2 separate regions of the Homo sapiens genome follow, and region 1 is linked to region 2. Evidence: read pairs that join two places in POLR2A ChIA-PET (ENCODE). Cell type or tissue: OCI-LY7. All regions are shown on one strand.

The links. ChIA-PET counts read pairs that join two places held together with the same protein. Peaks named below come from ENCODE experiments on the same cell type or tissue, not always from the same donor. Only the 100,000 strongest peaks of a DNase experiment are listed, where the experiment ranks them.
Region 1: POLR2A ChIA-PET joins it to region 2 with 11 read pairs; 2 of 35 experiments call an interaction of 5 or more read pairs at or near these places.

The regions. Positions count from the first base shown.
Region 1 is chr1:226,454,138-226,462,137 of GRCh38, reverse strand. No RefSeq gene overlaps it. Among named protein-coding and RNA genes, the nearest start is that of PARP1, 50 kb to the right of the region's middle. RefSeq lists a silencer at 6,874-7,081. In OCI-LY7, CTCF peaks have their summits at 4,318 and 4,525 (motif pointing left); a DNase peak (open chromatin) is centred at 7,807.
Region 2 is chr1:226,748,447-226,756,446 of GRCh38, reverse strand. No RefSeq gene overlaps it. Among named protein-coding and RNA genes, the nearest start is that of ITPKB, 13 kb to the right of the region's middle. RefSeq lists an enhancer at 1,648-2,147. In OCI-LY7, no CTCF peak of the experiment used is centred here; DNase peaks (open chromatin) are centred at 4,736 and 6,776.

The DNA.
Region 1 (8,000 bases), 290 kb after region 2:
ACCTTCTTCTCTGCGTGTGGCCAAATCTCCCTCTGCCTCCCTCTTATGAAGATTCATGTGATTGCGTGAAGGCTTACCCAAATAATCCAGGATAATCGCCCCATCTTGACATCTTTAACTTAATCACATTTGCAAAGATCCTTTTTCCAAATAAAGTAAAACTTACAAGTTACAGGTATTAGATCAGATCTGATATCAGATCCTAATCCCTGCAACCTGCACATTTTGGAGGCCATTATTCAGCATACTACACATATGTCTTCCCAAGAATGCTGCAAGATCATTCTGTTATGCACATTTTACAGATACACCAGCTGTGTGGGAGATGATCCACGCTCTAGATGTGTAAGACCGAGTCTATGACCCCTAGAAGCTTGTCAGGTGAGGCAAAAGCCTTTGCAGGAACACCTACCATACACACACACACACACACACACACACACACACACACACACAACTATCAATTGACCTGACGAGATTTGGCCTTACAACCATTTCTAAATTTGGAAAATATTTTTCATTGTACTATTTTTAATTGCACTGCATTTTTTAAGTGCTCAAAACTACTTTTAAATCACCTCTGTTGACTTTATTTGCAAAGTGAAGACATTCTTGTGATGCAAACAACTGTTCCCTGGTCTATCTGTACCTTAACTCAGATTTTTTTTTAAATATGAGCTTTCTTAAGTCGGGGACTGCACCATAACTTAATATATCAATACCTTATATGTGTTCCACTTTTTGTTTAACACTTCATATTGACCAAAGGGCTTCGGTCAGCGTGAGTTCCTATGCTCTACGTGCTCAATCAGGGGAAGGGGAAGTGACTTTCTTTTTTCATCTCCATTTGCCAGATGTGATAAGTGAAACATCAGTAGCTATTCCACTTTATCATGCAGCTCCCAGACAGCTCCAAGGGAGAGTCCTTAGAACATTTCTTCTTGTTCTACCTTCTACCTTCAGGGGATGTAGATCTGGACTTATTAAAACACAGCTAACCCAGGAACTTCTCTGATGTTCACAAGACTCTTTCATGTATTCATTCACTGGGTCAATGGTAGTTGAGAGCCTCCTACGTGCCAGGCACTATGGAGATGCAATGGGGAGCAAACACATATGAAAATAGTTTAGCTTATGGTTGTGTAACATCAACATTACAATCCCAGAGCTGACCTCGTTTAACATGAAGTCTACATACCATTGATTTCCCAGGCTCCCATTCACCTCCCTCTCTGAAGTCCAATGATTCAGTAGATCAGCACCCCATCATCCCATAACTGTGGTAAGTGGAGCTCTCATATCCATCACAACCATATACAGAAATTGGTATGTTAATCAAAACAGTCGAAGAGTGAATTCACTAAAAATTATATATGTGTGTGTCATATATATATATCCATTAAACATTTTATTTTTTGCTGGGTGCAGTGGCTCACCCCTGTACTCCCAGCACTTTGGGAGGCCAAGGCAGGAGGATCATGTGAGGTCAGGAGTTCAAGACCAGCTGGCCAATATGGTGAAACCCAGTCTCTACTAAAAATACAAAAAGTAGCCGGGCATGGTGGCGTGTGCCTGTAATCCCAGCTACTCAAGAGGCTGAGGCAGGAGAATCGCTTGAACCCGGGAGGTTGAGGTTGCAGTGAGGTGAGATTTGCACCATGCACTCTAGCCTGGGTGACAGCAAGACTCTGTCTCAAAAAAAAATTATTTTTTGTGTAAATATTCCTGCAATCTTTCAGAGTGGAGTTAAAGGTATCTTCCTTGCTCATAGATCTGCGGCGTGGAGTTACGAGTCCTCTTTCTCATGGGTAGCAGACCTACTATTTATCCCTGAGGATTTCCAGTCTCTGCTTCTTTAAAGTAAAGGGAGATGGTGAAACCCAGGGCTAACCTGGTTGGGTCTGCAGAACTTAAAAACTTGCCTCCTTTGTTTTTAGTCACTTGCTTTTAGTTGATTTTAAAACCCATATAACTAAAAGTCATGTAGCTAAACAATATATATCTAAACCCCCACTAGCTTCCTTATAGATAACCTCTCTGACATATGTGTCGCCACAGTAATTAAGTTGTTTTTCAGAAACCTGGGGTCAGCTCTTGTCCAGTTCGAACCAGCTAAGACCACTGACCCTTCAGCTGGGCCTGTGTGAGTCGCCGGTGGGTGACCTTTTAACACCAGAAGACCAAAAACCCTCCCTCCGATCATGTTAATCATGCCATTTGTGAACACGCAACCTATGAAGAGCCACAAAGCCCACTAAGCTTGCGAAGATCACCGATTACCTCACTTTGCCTTACCCCCATCACCATTTCTGATGCCTCAGAGGGCCTAGGTGCTCCATCCCATAAATATCTCTAAAACCCCATCTTTGGAGAGGTGGATTTGAGACCTGTTCTCCCACCTCCTTGCTTGGACGCTGTATTAGTCAGGGTTCTCCAGAGGGACAGAGCTAACAGGATAGATGTATATATGAAGGGGAGTTTATCAAGGAGATTGACTCACACAATCACAAGTTGAATTCCCACAGCAAGCCATCTGCAAGCTGAGGAGCAAGAAAGCCAGCAGTGGCTCAGCCCAAGTTCCAAAGCCTCAAAAGTAGGGAAGGCTTCAGTCTATAGCCGAAGGCCCAAGAGCCCTTGGAAAACCACTGGTGTAAGTCCAAGAGTCCAAAGGTCAAAGAACCTGGAGTCTGATGTTCAAGGGCAGGAAGCATCCAGCACAGGAGAAAGATGAAGGCCAGGAGACTCAGCAAGCCAGCTCATCTCACCTTCTTCTTCCTGCTTTTTCTAGCTGGGCTGGCAGCCAATTAGATGGTGCCCATCCACGTTGAGGATGGGTCTTTTTCTGCCAGTCCACGAACTCAAATGTTAATCTCCTCTGGTAACACCCAGAAACACCCAGATACACCCAGAAACAATACTTTGCAACCTTCAATCCAATCAAGTTGACACTTAATATTAGCCATCACAGATGCCTTGTGAATAAACCCTTTCTCTGCTGCAAAACTCACAGTCTCAGTGATTGGCACACTGAGCAATGAGCAGAATAAGCCCTTTTCGCTATCAATGGTGAAGACACTTATGAGGCAATCCCAGTTCAGAAGCCTAGTTTTTTAGTATCTTTTCCCCAATCTTTTCGATTCTCTCATCCACATCTAATTTGTGTGTGTGTGATTTGACTTGCCTTTATTAAATCCTCTGAAAGCTTTTAGGTTAGTTTTCCAAGAAAATTTTTTGCACTCACGTTATACATATTAATTCAATTAAATTATGTAAGTGTAGTAACAAGTCCAACTGGCATAATCAGGTTTGGGAACAATGAATTCTTGGTAAGAAATAATTCATATCAACTATGGAAGCAAAAGCATGCCAGGTGCCCGTAGGCTGTGGGCAGTTATCTTTTACAGAGGGCCTGAGAGTGAAGGTCAGTTAGGTGACTGTGCTAAGCAGAGGTTGAGTAAAAGGGCCTCCACCAAACATTTGCCTTCAACATGTTAAACAAAAACTCCTATCAGCCAGCCATGGTGGCACCGCCTATAGTCCCAGCTGCTCTGGAGGCTGAGATGGGAAAATCACTTGAGCCCAGCAGTTTGAGGCTGCAGTGAGCTACGATTGTACCACTGCACTCCAGCCTGGAAGACAGAGCAAGACGCTGTCTCTAGAAGTAAATTTAAAAATTAAAAATTAAAAAACTCCCAAGAGGACATCAGTTTTTACCAAGCTCCTGCACTTTGCCCCAACAGACCAGACTAAAAATCAAAATAGAGTCACCTATGCTAAAGTTCCATGTCACCAAACCTAAACTAAGTTGTCATCTAACCTTTCAAGAAACGAGGCGAGAGAGAGAACAGCCAATTTCCCAAGCAGGCCAGTTTCAATCTTCAGTGGGCAAAACGAAGTTCCCTCTGCGCTAGTCCTTAACCTGCTATTAACCAGACAGTTCTTTCTCTATTGTTCTGTCTGGCTCTGCCCCTTACAAGGAAAATAACCTTTAAACAGCCAATCCACTTTTTGTTATCTGTTTCTGCTTCCTTCAGTCCTTCTTCTGTCCATAAAAACCAACCCCCTCTGTTCAACTCATTGGGGCATTTATTCTATTTTATGGATTCTACAATCGCAAATAAAGCCAGCTGAGATCTTTAAACTAACTTTGCTGTAATGTTGCCTTTTGACAAAAGCACACCTGAAGCAGTTGTTGGGCCCAGCCAGCAGCTGGTGAACCAGCACCTGGGACTGTTTATGTGGCTGAGGGTTGTTGACTGCAGAGGATAAGGTCAGGCGGCCAGAGCCATGGGGGGAAAGTGAGGCAGGCTCCATTCTACGGCTGCCACTCAAGCTTCTGGAAGCCCATTGGCAGCTCCTGAGATGATCAAAACCAAATGGCTGAGGGCTTTTTATCTTTGCAAATGTACCTTACCACGGAAGAAAAAGTCACTGACTCCCCGTTACTCAGCGAAAGAATATGCCCTGCTCAACTTCCTGTGTTAGACGGAGGGAAAAAAGAGCCCTCTTCCATGGCAGCCCTGGCAGCGCCCCCTACAGACCTTACATTAAAGCTCTTCTTGGTTAGTTACACCCACCGAGACCAGAGCTGTGGCTCCCTGCCCATCAGGCTGGGTGGCACGTGCAAAGAGCCTTCTACCAGAAGACCTGGACTGAACGGCCAGCCCCATCCCCTTTGAGCCAGGGGAACTGAGCTGGTCTCTTCGCTCTGCGAACTAGTTGTCTTGTTTACATGGGAGGAGTCATCCTTTACCCAGGGAGTCGTTGGGCGATCACGTGCATCTCAAACAGTAGTAAGCATCCGCCCTGGGCTGAGGTTAGCGGGGGTATCTTCCTGTCTCAAACTAAAGGATCAGCAGGAACCTCAGTTTTACTCCAAGGAAAACAATTTAGCACATTATTATTATATTTATGCCAACACAGGTTCAGCATGGAGTAGAACAAGAAATCCCCACAAGTATTTAAGACAACAGCAGACTTTAGAGAGATTTGAAACCTGCACACAAGCTGCACTGGGCGATACCACCTCAGAGAAAAATCACCATCCTCTGCCATCCTGTGCCTGGGCTACTAGGGACTGCTCCTGGGGAATGGCTGAGAAAAACAGAACTATGTTAAAACACTCTGTAGACTGTGGAGTGCTAGACAAATAGAGGAGATTATTTTTATTTATATTCGCATCAGTGTTAGCCTTGGGTTCCCAACTAGATGGGAAATTCTTGAGAACAGAAACAATGTCTTGGCGAGGTGTGGTGGCTCATGCCTGTAATCCCAGCATTTTGGGAGGCTGAGGCAGGACGTTTACTTGAGCCTAGGAGTTTGAGACTAGCCTGGACAACACAATGAGACCCCATCTCTTAAAAAAAAATTAATTAGCCGGTTGTGATGGTGTGCACCTGTGGTCCCATGAGCCCAGGAGGTCGAGGCTGCAGTGAGCTGCGAAGCCGTGATTATGCCACTGCACTCCAGCCTGGGTGACAGAGCAAGACCCTGTCTCAAAAAAAAAGAAAAAAAAAAAGAAAGAAAAGAAAAGAAACAATGTCCTTCTAATGTCCTTCTTGCGGCTTGCTTTCTCCGTTTTCTTCCTTCCCAGGCCTGCACTGAGCATACCACAGCTGCTCCATAAATACAGGGGTCCTGAGGACAATGAGGAGACCCTAAGTGTTAAGTCAAAGACATCTGGATTTGAATGAATCTCTCAACTGAAATTGATGCGGGAAATCCTCACAGAGGCCCCCTCCTCTAAGCCCCAGAGAGCCTGTAATTGCCAGCAGAATCTGCCATTCTCTGTGACAGTCCCTGAGGCTAGCAATGAGGTTTCCTGTGCTGCAGAAGGAATCTGAGGAGGTACCCAGAAAGTCTAGACAAGCCCTGGGAGATGGGGACAGAGGGCGAGAGAGAGGCTAAGTCAATCTGCAGAAAGAGAAGGAAAAGGTGACCTCCAAAGGTAGGCTTGGCTCTTGGGGTGGAGGCCGTGTGTGCGTGCACGCGCGTATGTGTAGTAGGGGGAGATCCACGGCCCTGCCTGGAGGGGCAGCTGTTGGAGGTGAGGAATGAGGGATGTGTCTCAGCAACAGGTCAGCAGAGGATACGTGTGGCCCTCTTACACTATCCATAGCAGGCGCACAGTTGGTATGTTCAACACCTCCATGAAGACACCGCAGCTGGCCGGGTGCAGTGGTTCACACATGTAATCCCAGCACTTTGGGAGGCCAAGGCAGGTGGATCACCTGAAGTCAGGAGTTGAAGACCAGCCTGGTCAACATGGTGAAACCCTGTGTCTACTAAAAATACAAAAATTGGTCGGGCATGGTGGCATGTGCCTGTAGTCCCAGCTACTTGGGAGACTGAGGCAGGAGAATCGCTTGAACCCGGAAGCAGAGGTTTCAGTGAGCCAAGATTGCACCACTAAACTCCAGCCTGGGCAACAGAATGAGACTCTGTCTAAAAAAATTAAATAAATAAATAAATATTTTAAAAAGAAGAATACAAAAGAGAAAAGAAAAAACGGGGAGTAAAAGGTGGCTGGGCCAGAGGAGGGTAGCAGTTTTGGGGTGAACGTGGAGTTCCAGAGAGTATCAGGGGACTGGAATTAGAGGGTGAAACGGGAGTGACTAGAGATACAGCTGGGAATTAGAAATTGGATCCTCCTAAACGTTCTTCAGAAGATTCAAGGCTGAAAATTACTCTTCAATTATTTACTCTGTTTCTGTAAGTGCATCTTCAGATGCGACCCAGCTCCAAGTCAGAACTGTGGGGGTCGAGGATTCTACAAGGTTGCCTTGGGTGAGTGGCTTTTATTTGTATTGATTAATTATATCTGCCACTTTGCAAAAAAGTGACTTGAGGTGAGGCAAGAACATTTAATCTCTCTGAATCTCATTTTCTTCCTCTGACAAATTGGGCTCCTGACACCAGGTGAGAGGTGTCCAGGTATCCTGGTAACCAGGTCTGAGGCTGTGGAAATTAAATAAGAACACGTGTGAAGCGCCAGCACAGTGCCTGGGACCCAGTAAACCTCCGGAACTGCTGGCCCTTCCCCAAAACAACTTGCCATTGTTCCCAGCACAAAGAAATGATAAAGGCTTGAGATGATGTATATGCTAATTACCCTGATTTGATCATTACACATTGTGTACATGTATCAAAATATCACACTGTACCTCATCAATATGTACAATTATTATGTATCAATTAAAATAATAATAAAAGAAAGAAAAAATTGGAAACAACCCAAATGTTCTTCAATTGCTGAATAGATCAACTGTGGGTTTAAAAAAATCCCAAAACTTGGTCATCTAGTGGAATCCTGTGACTGTTTAAAATGCAATAATAGGGTAGAGGTTCCCTGAAAGCAGAAGCCCTCTATAAGTACAAGTTGTTATTGCTGTCTTTATTATTATCTTAAAGTGCTTTGCAGCCATGGAAGTTGACAAAGGAAATGTAATAACAGCTTCTCCAAGAACTTCAAGTATTCTTATGCATTATCCAAATCTCTCTAACGTCTGGGGAAAAGGGTTGGAGAGGAAAGGGAGGGAGTTTTAGTCTTTATCCCTTAAAGATGCTGTCAAGGGAAGGAATGACTCACTATGTCTACTTCTACCTGAAACACTCAGGCTCATGATAGAAAGGCCAGGCTCATGATAGAAAGGCCAGCCCCAGTCTGGCTCAGAAGTGATGGGACTGCGGCTTCAGCCCACCTATTTGGACTCCTAAGTAAGAGTTTTTTGCACCATTCAGCACAGCCTAACAAGCAGGGCACAGAGCTGTATAGACCAGGCTGTAACCATAAATAGCCACACACACGTGTGCAGCACACACACACACACACACGAGCCTTATTGTCCATTTGGCCTGGGGCCTCCCCTGCCACGGCTGCTCTGCCAAATGGGGAACCAGAACAGAACACGAATGGGCCTTTATTAACCCAACAATGAAATTTTCCGAGAAAACATCCCAGCCCAGCCGATGGCCCAGTTGTAGCTGACCAGTGACAGGAG
Region 2 (8,000 bases):
TATTCAGTAAACCAGCTGGGCGTGGTGGCTCACGCCTGTAATCCCACCACTTTGGGAGGCCGAGGCAGGGGGATCACGAGGTCAGGAGATTGAGACCATCCTGGCTAACACGGTGAAACCTGGTCTCTACTAAAAATCCAAAAACAAAATTAGCCAGGCATGGTGGCGGGAGCTTGTAGTCCCTGCTACTCGGGAGGCTGAGGTGGAGAATGGCGTGAACCCGGGAAGCAGAACTTGCAGTGAGCCACGATCTCGCCACTGAACTCCAGCCTGGGTGACAGAGCGAGACTCCATCTCAAAAAAAAAAAAAAAAAAAAAAATTTTCAGTAAACCATGTTGTAGACAAATGTGCTGACATCCGGACTTGGTTGTTTCATTGGCAGAGCACAGGCAGTAGATTTAGCATAGTTCTTAAGGGCCCTGGGACTTTTGGAATGGTAAATGAGCACTGGCTTCAACTTAAAGTCACCAGCTGCATTAGCTCCTGCCAAGAGAGTCAGCCTCTCCTTTGAAGCCTTGAAGCCAGGCATTGACTTTGCACCTCTAGCTATGAAAGTCTACTTATTAATTTCTTTCAATAGAGGCTGTTTCATCTACATTGAAAACCTGTTGTTTAGTGTATCCACCTTCATCACTTAGCTGGATCTTCTGGATAACTTGCTGCTGCTTTTTCATCAGCACTTGCTGCTTCTCCTTGCACTTTTATGTTAGGAAGGTGCCTTCTTTCCTTAAAACTCATGAACCAACCTCTTTTAGTGTCTAACTTTTCTTCTGCAGCTTCCTCATCTCTCTCAGGATTCACAGAATTAAAGAGAGTTAGGGGCTTGCTCTGGATTAGGCTTTGGCTTACAAGGATGTTGTGGCTGGTTTGATCTTCTATCCCAGCCACTATACTTTTTCTGTGTCATCAGTAAGACTATTTTGCTTTCTTGTTATTTGTGTGTTCACTCAAGTAGCATTTTAAATTTTCATCAAGAACTTTTCCTGCATAGTCACAATTTGGCTAACCGTTTGGCACAAGAGGCCTAGCTTTTGGCCCATCTCATCTTTTTACCTGCCTTCCTCACTAAGCTTAATCATTTCTAGCTTTTGAGTTAAAGTGAGGGATGTGTGACTCTTCCTTTCACTTGAACACTTAGAGGCCATTGTAGGGTTGTTAATAGGCCTGATTTCAATATTATTGTTTCTCAGGGACTAGAGAGGCCCAAGGAGAGGGAGAGAGATGGGGTATACTGGTTGGTGGAACAGTCAGGACACACGGCACTTATGGATTAAATTTGCTGACTTTTATGGGTGCCGTTCGTGGCACCCCCAAAACAATTACAGTAGGAACATCCAAGATCACTGATCACAGATCACCATCACAGATATAATATTAATGAAAAAGTTTGAAATATTGCAAGAATTATCAAAATGGGACACAGAGACACCAAGTGAGCACATGCTGTTGGAAAAATTGCAAAGATAGACTTGCTCGGCTGGGCGTGGTGGCTCCCGCCCTAACTCTTTTTAATTCTGTGAACGCTGAGAGAGATAAGGAAGCTGCAGAAGAAAAGTCAGACACTAAAAGAGGTTGGTTCGTGAGGTTTAAGAAAGGAAGCCACCTTCCTAACATAAAAGTGCAAGGAGAAGCAGCAAGTGCTAATGAAAAAGCAGCAGGAAGTTATCCAGAAGATCCAGCTGAGATAAGTGATGAAGGTGGATACACTAAACAACAGGTAGCTCACGCCTGTAATCCCAGCATTATGGGAGCCCGAGGTGGGCAGATCACCTGAGGTCAGGAGTTCAAGACCAGCCTGGCTAACATGGTGAAACCCCATCTCTACTAAAAATACAAAAATAAGCCGGGCATGGTGGTATGTGCCTGTAATCCCACTTACTCAGGAGGCTGAGGCAGGAGAATCGCTTGAACCTGGGAGGCGGAGGTTGCAATGAGCCGAGATCACGCCATTGCACTCCAGCCTGGGCAACAGAGTGAGACTCCATCTCAAAAAAAAAAAAAAGACTCGCTTGAAGCAGCGTTGTCACAAACCTTCAATTTGTCAAAAACAATATCTGTGAAGTAGAATAAAAGTAGGTATTCTTGTATATGCATGCACGCATGCATGTGTGTGTATGAGAGAGAGAGAGAGAGAACGAGACAGAGCGAGAGACAGAGAGAGCACAAGAGTATAAAACATCCGATGCATCAAACCTGGTGACTACCTTCAAATGCATCCAGAGCCTGCCTCCTTCTCAGCACCTCTGCTCTCCCGCCTGGCCTCACCCCTGCTCCTCCAGTCTGGCCTCCCACAGGAGCCCCCTGAATGCTTTTCCTGCCTGCTCTCTTGCCCCTCCACCCTCTGTTCTCCACCAGCAGCCAGAGGGCTTTTTCTAAAATGTGGGTCAGGTCATCTTACTTCCGTGTTCAAAACTTTCCAAAAGTGTCTCTTCTTGCCCTGGGAAAAGCCCTGACTATCTCCCTGACCTTATTCTCTCCAATGCTCCCTTCTCTCACTCTGCCTCAGCCACAATGGCTGTTTGCTTCCTTGACCCTGCAAGTGTGCTCCTGCCTCAGGGCCTCTACTCTGGCTGTCCCCTCTGTGGGTAACACTCTTCCCTGGTGGCTGAATGACGTCCTCCCTCCTTCCATCCTTCAGATCTCTGCTCAGACATCATCTTAGGCAGAAAGTCTTCCCTGACCACCTCTACAAAATAACTTAGCACTCCCAAGGCCCTCTTACCCTGCCTGTATTGTTCTCCATGTTCTCCACGGCTCTTATCAACATCACACACACCAGACACACACACACGCACACACACACATATACAGGCTTGTTACTCCCTATCTGCCATTACTGTGAAGCCTCTCTGAGGTCAGGACTTGTGTGTGACTCCCTGCTCTATCCTCACAGTCTAGAATACTGCCTGACATATAACTGCTCAGTAACATTTTTTGAATGAATTTGTCTTCTTCCCTTTTTACCTTTAATCACTTTTTTTTTTTTTTTGAGACAGAGTCTCACTCTGTCACCCTGGCTGGAGTGCACTGGCACAGTCTCAGCTCATTGCAAAACCTCCACCTCTTGGGTTCAAGTGATTCTCCTGCCTCAGCCCCCCAAGTAGCTGGGACTGCAGGTGGCCGCCACGACGCCAGGCTAATTTTTGTATTTTTAGTAGAGACGGGGTTTTGCAATGTTGGCCAGGCTGCTCTTGAACTCCTGACCTCAGGTGATCCGCCCACCTCAGCCTCCCGAAGTGCTGGGATTACAAACATGAGCCACCATGCCCGGTTTTTAATCACTTTTTAATTATTTAAAGAAAAAGATGGCTGGGCACGGTGGCTAACACCTGTAATTCCAGCACTTTGGTAGGCTGAGGCGGGCAGATCACTTGAGGTCAGGAGTTTGAGGCCAGCTCTGCCAACATGGCAAAACCCTGTCTCTATTAAACATACAAAAATTAGCCAGGCATGGTGGCGCATACTTGTAATCCCAGCTACTCGGTAGGCTGACGTAGGAGAATCGCTTGAACCTGGGAGGCGGAGGTTGCAGTGAGCCAAGATTGTGACACTGTACTCCAGCCTGGGCAACAGAACGAGACTCCATCTCAAAAAAAAAAAAAAAGAAAAGAAAAAGAAAGAAAGAAAAAAGAAGAAAAAGATGCTGTGAGAACTCACTTGCTCACTTGCCTGGAAGTCAGCCCTGGGGCTCCAGTGGACCCTCTGGGCTCTTTAGTTGAGCAGCCTCCAAGCCTGAGATGCCTGCTTCCCCAGCCTCCGGGGGTGGGTATGGATACACACCTCAGCTCAGCCAATCAGACACACCCACTGGACATTGACACAGAGAAGCAGGTCCATGGAGAAGCCATCTTTGTGGTAATGGTGCCAGCAGCATGGCCACGTCCAGGTTCCAGGAGTATCAGTGCTGCAGCAGGAGCTGTGTTGACAACACCTTATGTGGCACTGGACAAACCCTCAGGAGTGATTTGACCTGGGGAGCCTCCCCCATTCCTGCCCCATCTCCTAAGCTTGATTTTCTGGTATTCTTGATGATTTTATGAGCTCCCCATATCTTTATTATAACTTTATCTTGTGCTTATAGAAGCAATACACAGTTTCTGTTGCTTGCCATTGAGCACCCTGACCACTGTCGGGCCGTGCTCTGTGATGCTTTATGGCAATAAGCACAGCAGGGTGGGGGCATGCAGGAACCACTGGAAAAGCGGTGGCCTCATAGATGACTTCCTAACCTCCTACAACCTATTATACCTTACCTTAATGTGAGCAAGTTGGCATTCTTTGCATCTCATAATTTGAAGTCATTCATCTTTGTGCTTTTCACCGTGTCTGCTCTCTTTGGAGAAGATGTCTATTTTTGAAGCTGCTGGGCATTTGGGAATCCTGCACACAATGTGAGTTGGTTGGGTTGGCATTGTCACCAATGACGATGTGAGTCGGGTTGGCATTGTCAGCACTTGGAGACACAGTTTAGATGGGAAGCTTTCAACCTCAGCATTCATGCCTCAGGGTTCCTTTGGGAGCTACTCTTCTAGCTGCATTTCCAGGAATTTTAATAGAAATTATGTAACAACAAGCACGGAGGCTGTACTCAGGAGAACAAGTGAAGGAAGAGCATCTCAGCCTATTCCCAGCTTCTCAGCTCCAACTTAGCAGGGAGCACATGGCCTCTAGGACAGAAAAACAAAGCCTCAGCCCAAGATGAGCTCCTCCCCTCACCCCTGCTTCTGTTTAAAACACCTGTTTTAACACCTGTTTAAATCGGGTGTTTTAGTTTAGCACAGAGATGGGCACATAATAAATACCTTTAAAAGCAGTCTAGGCTGGGCACAGTGGCTCATGCCTGTAATACCAGCATTTTGGGAGGCTGAAGTGGGAGTATCACTTGAGTCCAGGAGTTTGAGACCAGCCTGGGCAACATAGGGAGACTCCATCTCTACAAAAAAGTGAAAAAATTATCTGGACATGGTGGTGCATGCCTGTAGTCCCAGCTACTCAGGAGGCTGAGGCGGCAGAATCACTGGAGCCCAGGAGTTCAAGTCTATAGTGAGGCATGATCACACTACTGTACTCCAGACTGGGCCACAGAGCAAGATCCTTTTTTTTTTTTTTTTTTTAAAAAAAAAGCAATCGAGTGCTAAACCATTGGCTGGATGATGGGGGAGAGCTCAGAAGGGGAGGAAACACTCCATTTCAGGGCCCTAGAGAGCTGCTAGAGATGGATGATGTAGCCCTGGAACCCCAGTCCCGGCGGGTCAGCAAGTGTTTATCAGGTGGTCACCAAATCAAAGGAGGGTCCACAACATGGAGATGCAAGGTCCTCTTGCTTTTACCACTGAGCGGGCCTTGATGTGGGATGTGTCTGTGACAGTCTTGGCTGCCCTCTAAGGAGAAGCCTGAGGACCAGGCTCTTCCACAGCCGGTTTTGCCTGTAACTTCGATCCAGGTCCTTCTGCACTCGTGAGTCTTGCTTAGGATGTGGCCTAAGTTACTGGCTAAGTTCCAATGTGGCAGGGCCCATGCTAGGGTCTTTCATATACACCATGTCATTTAATCTTTCAAGATCCCTATAGGGTAAGCAGCAATATCCCCATCTTGCGGAGTAGGAAATTGATGTGAAGAGAGGCTACCTAACTTCCAAGTTCACACAGCTCTAAGTGGCTGAACTGGGATTTAAACTCATGTCCAGGCCAGGTGTAGTGGCTCACACTTGTAATCCCAGCACTCTGGGAGACCGAGGCAGGTGGATCACCTGAGGTCAGGAGTTCAAGACCAGCCTGGCCCACATGGTGAAACCCCATCTCTACCAAAAATACAAAAATTATCCAGGCGTGGTGGCAGGTGCCTGTAGTCCCGGCTACTTGGGAGCCTAAGGCAGGAGAATCACTTGAACCCGGGAGGCGTAAGTTGCAGTGAGCTAAGATTGCGCCACTGCACTCCAGCCTGGGCATTGCAGCGAGACTGTCTCAAAAACAAAAATGAAAACAAACAAAAGACTAACTAAATAAACCTTTGTCCACCATGGACTTCTTAACCAAAGGACCCAATGGATAATAAGAATTAACTGATGAGGCCGGGCACGGTGGCTCACGCCTGTAATCCCAACATTTTGGGAGGCTGAGGAGGGCAGATGACGAGGTCAGGAGATTGAGACCATCCTGGCCAACATGGTGAAACCCCATCTCTAATAAAAATACAAAGAATTAGCCAGGTGTGGTGACACACACCTGTAGTCCCAGCTACGAGGGACCCTGAGGCAGGGGAATCGCTTGAACCCGGGAGGCGGAGGTTGCAGTGAGCCGATATGGCGCCACTGCACTCCAGCCTGGCGACAGAGCAAGACTCCATCTCAAAATAAATAAATAAATAATTAATTAATTAACTGATGAATAGGGAAATTTCAGGTCTTCAACATCTTATTCCAGGACCACAGTAGTGGCATTCTAATTGAGCCCCTTGAGGAAGTATTCCCTTAATCACAGATCAGTCCAGATAACCTCTCTTTGACTGTATAGCCCCTGGAGAATACAGCTACCTTATTTTTGTCTTATTATTCTGAGAGAGTTCAAGACCAGTCTCTATCCTTAGAGACAGACTCTAAGATGGGTTGAAGTATTTCTGCCTGCAGGCATCCACGGCCCCGTGTGTGAGTGGGCTCGGCGATTTGCTTCTAAGCAGCGCAGGTGATAGGATTATAATCTTCTAAGCAATGGAGGTGATTATGTCACATAAGATTGCAACTTCCGTCTTGTCAGCAGACACTCTTTGTTGCCTTCTAAGCTTTCACGCTTCGATGAAGCAAGTAGCCATGTTGAGGAGGTTCACGTGGCAAAAAAGCGAGAGAAGCTTCTGGCCAAAGCCAGCAAGTTGCTGAATCTCACCAACAACACTGTGATCTTGGAAGCAGATTCTTCCCCAATTGAGGATCAGATAAAGCCCAGTCCTGGCCAACACCTTAAGTGTAGTCTGAAGCCGTGGACTGAGCTAAACCACACTGCATATTACAGAAACTGTGAGATAATAAATACATGTTGTTTCAAGCTGCTAAGTTTCTGGTAATTTGGGATAGCAACAGGTAATTAATATGCTCCCTCCGCAGTAGCGAGCTCCTGAAAGGTAGGGCTGTGTTGCAGTGTTTTACCCATCTCTGAGGGCCCGGTGCCCTGGAGCTCTGTAATAGAGACCACTGAGCCTGGTCTCTATTTCCCCTACAATATATCCTCTGTATTGCCTCAGAGATATCTTTTTAAAATGCTAATTTAATTGTGTCACTCTGCCTAAAACTCCTCAGTGGCTGCCTATCATTTTTAATGAAAATCCAAGCTAATTAGCATAGTAATTAAGGAACTTCACCACATGTCCCCAAACTGTTATTCCAGGCTCTTCTCCCCCCCCATTGCCCCCCACTCACCACCACCATATACTCTGGCCACATGGACTCAACACTCCTCAAACCTGCTCTTCCATGGGTCAAGGGACTTGTGATTGCTGTGCCTCTGCCTAGAAGACTCTCTTCTTTTCCTGGTGAACTCCTACTCATCCTTTACAGTCCACCAAAAGATAACCATTTCCTGAAGCCTTCCCATCTCCTCCCCTAGCCCAAGGCCACCCCTACCACTGTTCTCTCTTGGTCATTTGAGTGCTATTATACCATATATCACATAAAAATAAAAATAATTATAACTATTTTAACACTTGGTTCCCCTTCTAGTCTGTGAGTACTTTAAAGATGAGTACAACTCCTCTTCATATCCTTCTCTTCCCTCTCCCCTTGCCTAGAAAACCCAGTCATAGTTTAAAGAGTAAATGAATGGCGTTAATGATACCCAAAGCTGAAATGAGATGCTCATGGGTTAAACAGCAGTGAGGTAGGCTGCGTTAGTGGGTACCAGCAGAAGTTCTGTAGACACCTGAAGCATGGACTGAGTGTGGTTTGCAACCAGTATAGATATAATCTCTTGTTGCTGGTGCTGTCCCTTTGTTGTAAGGGAAAGGAGAAATG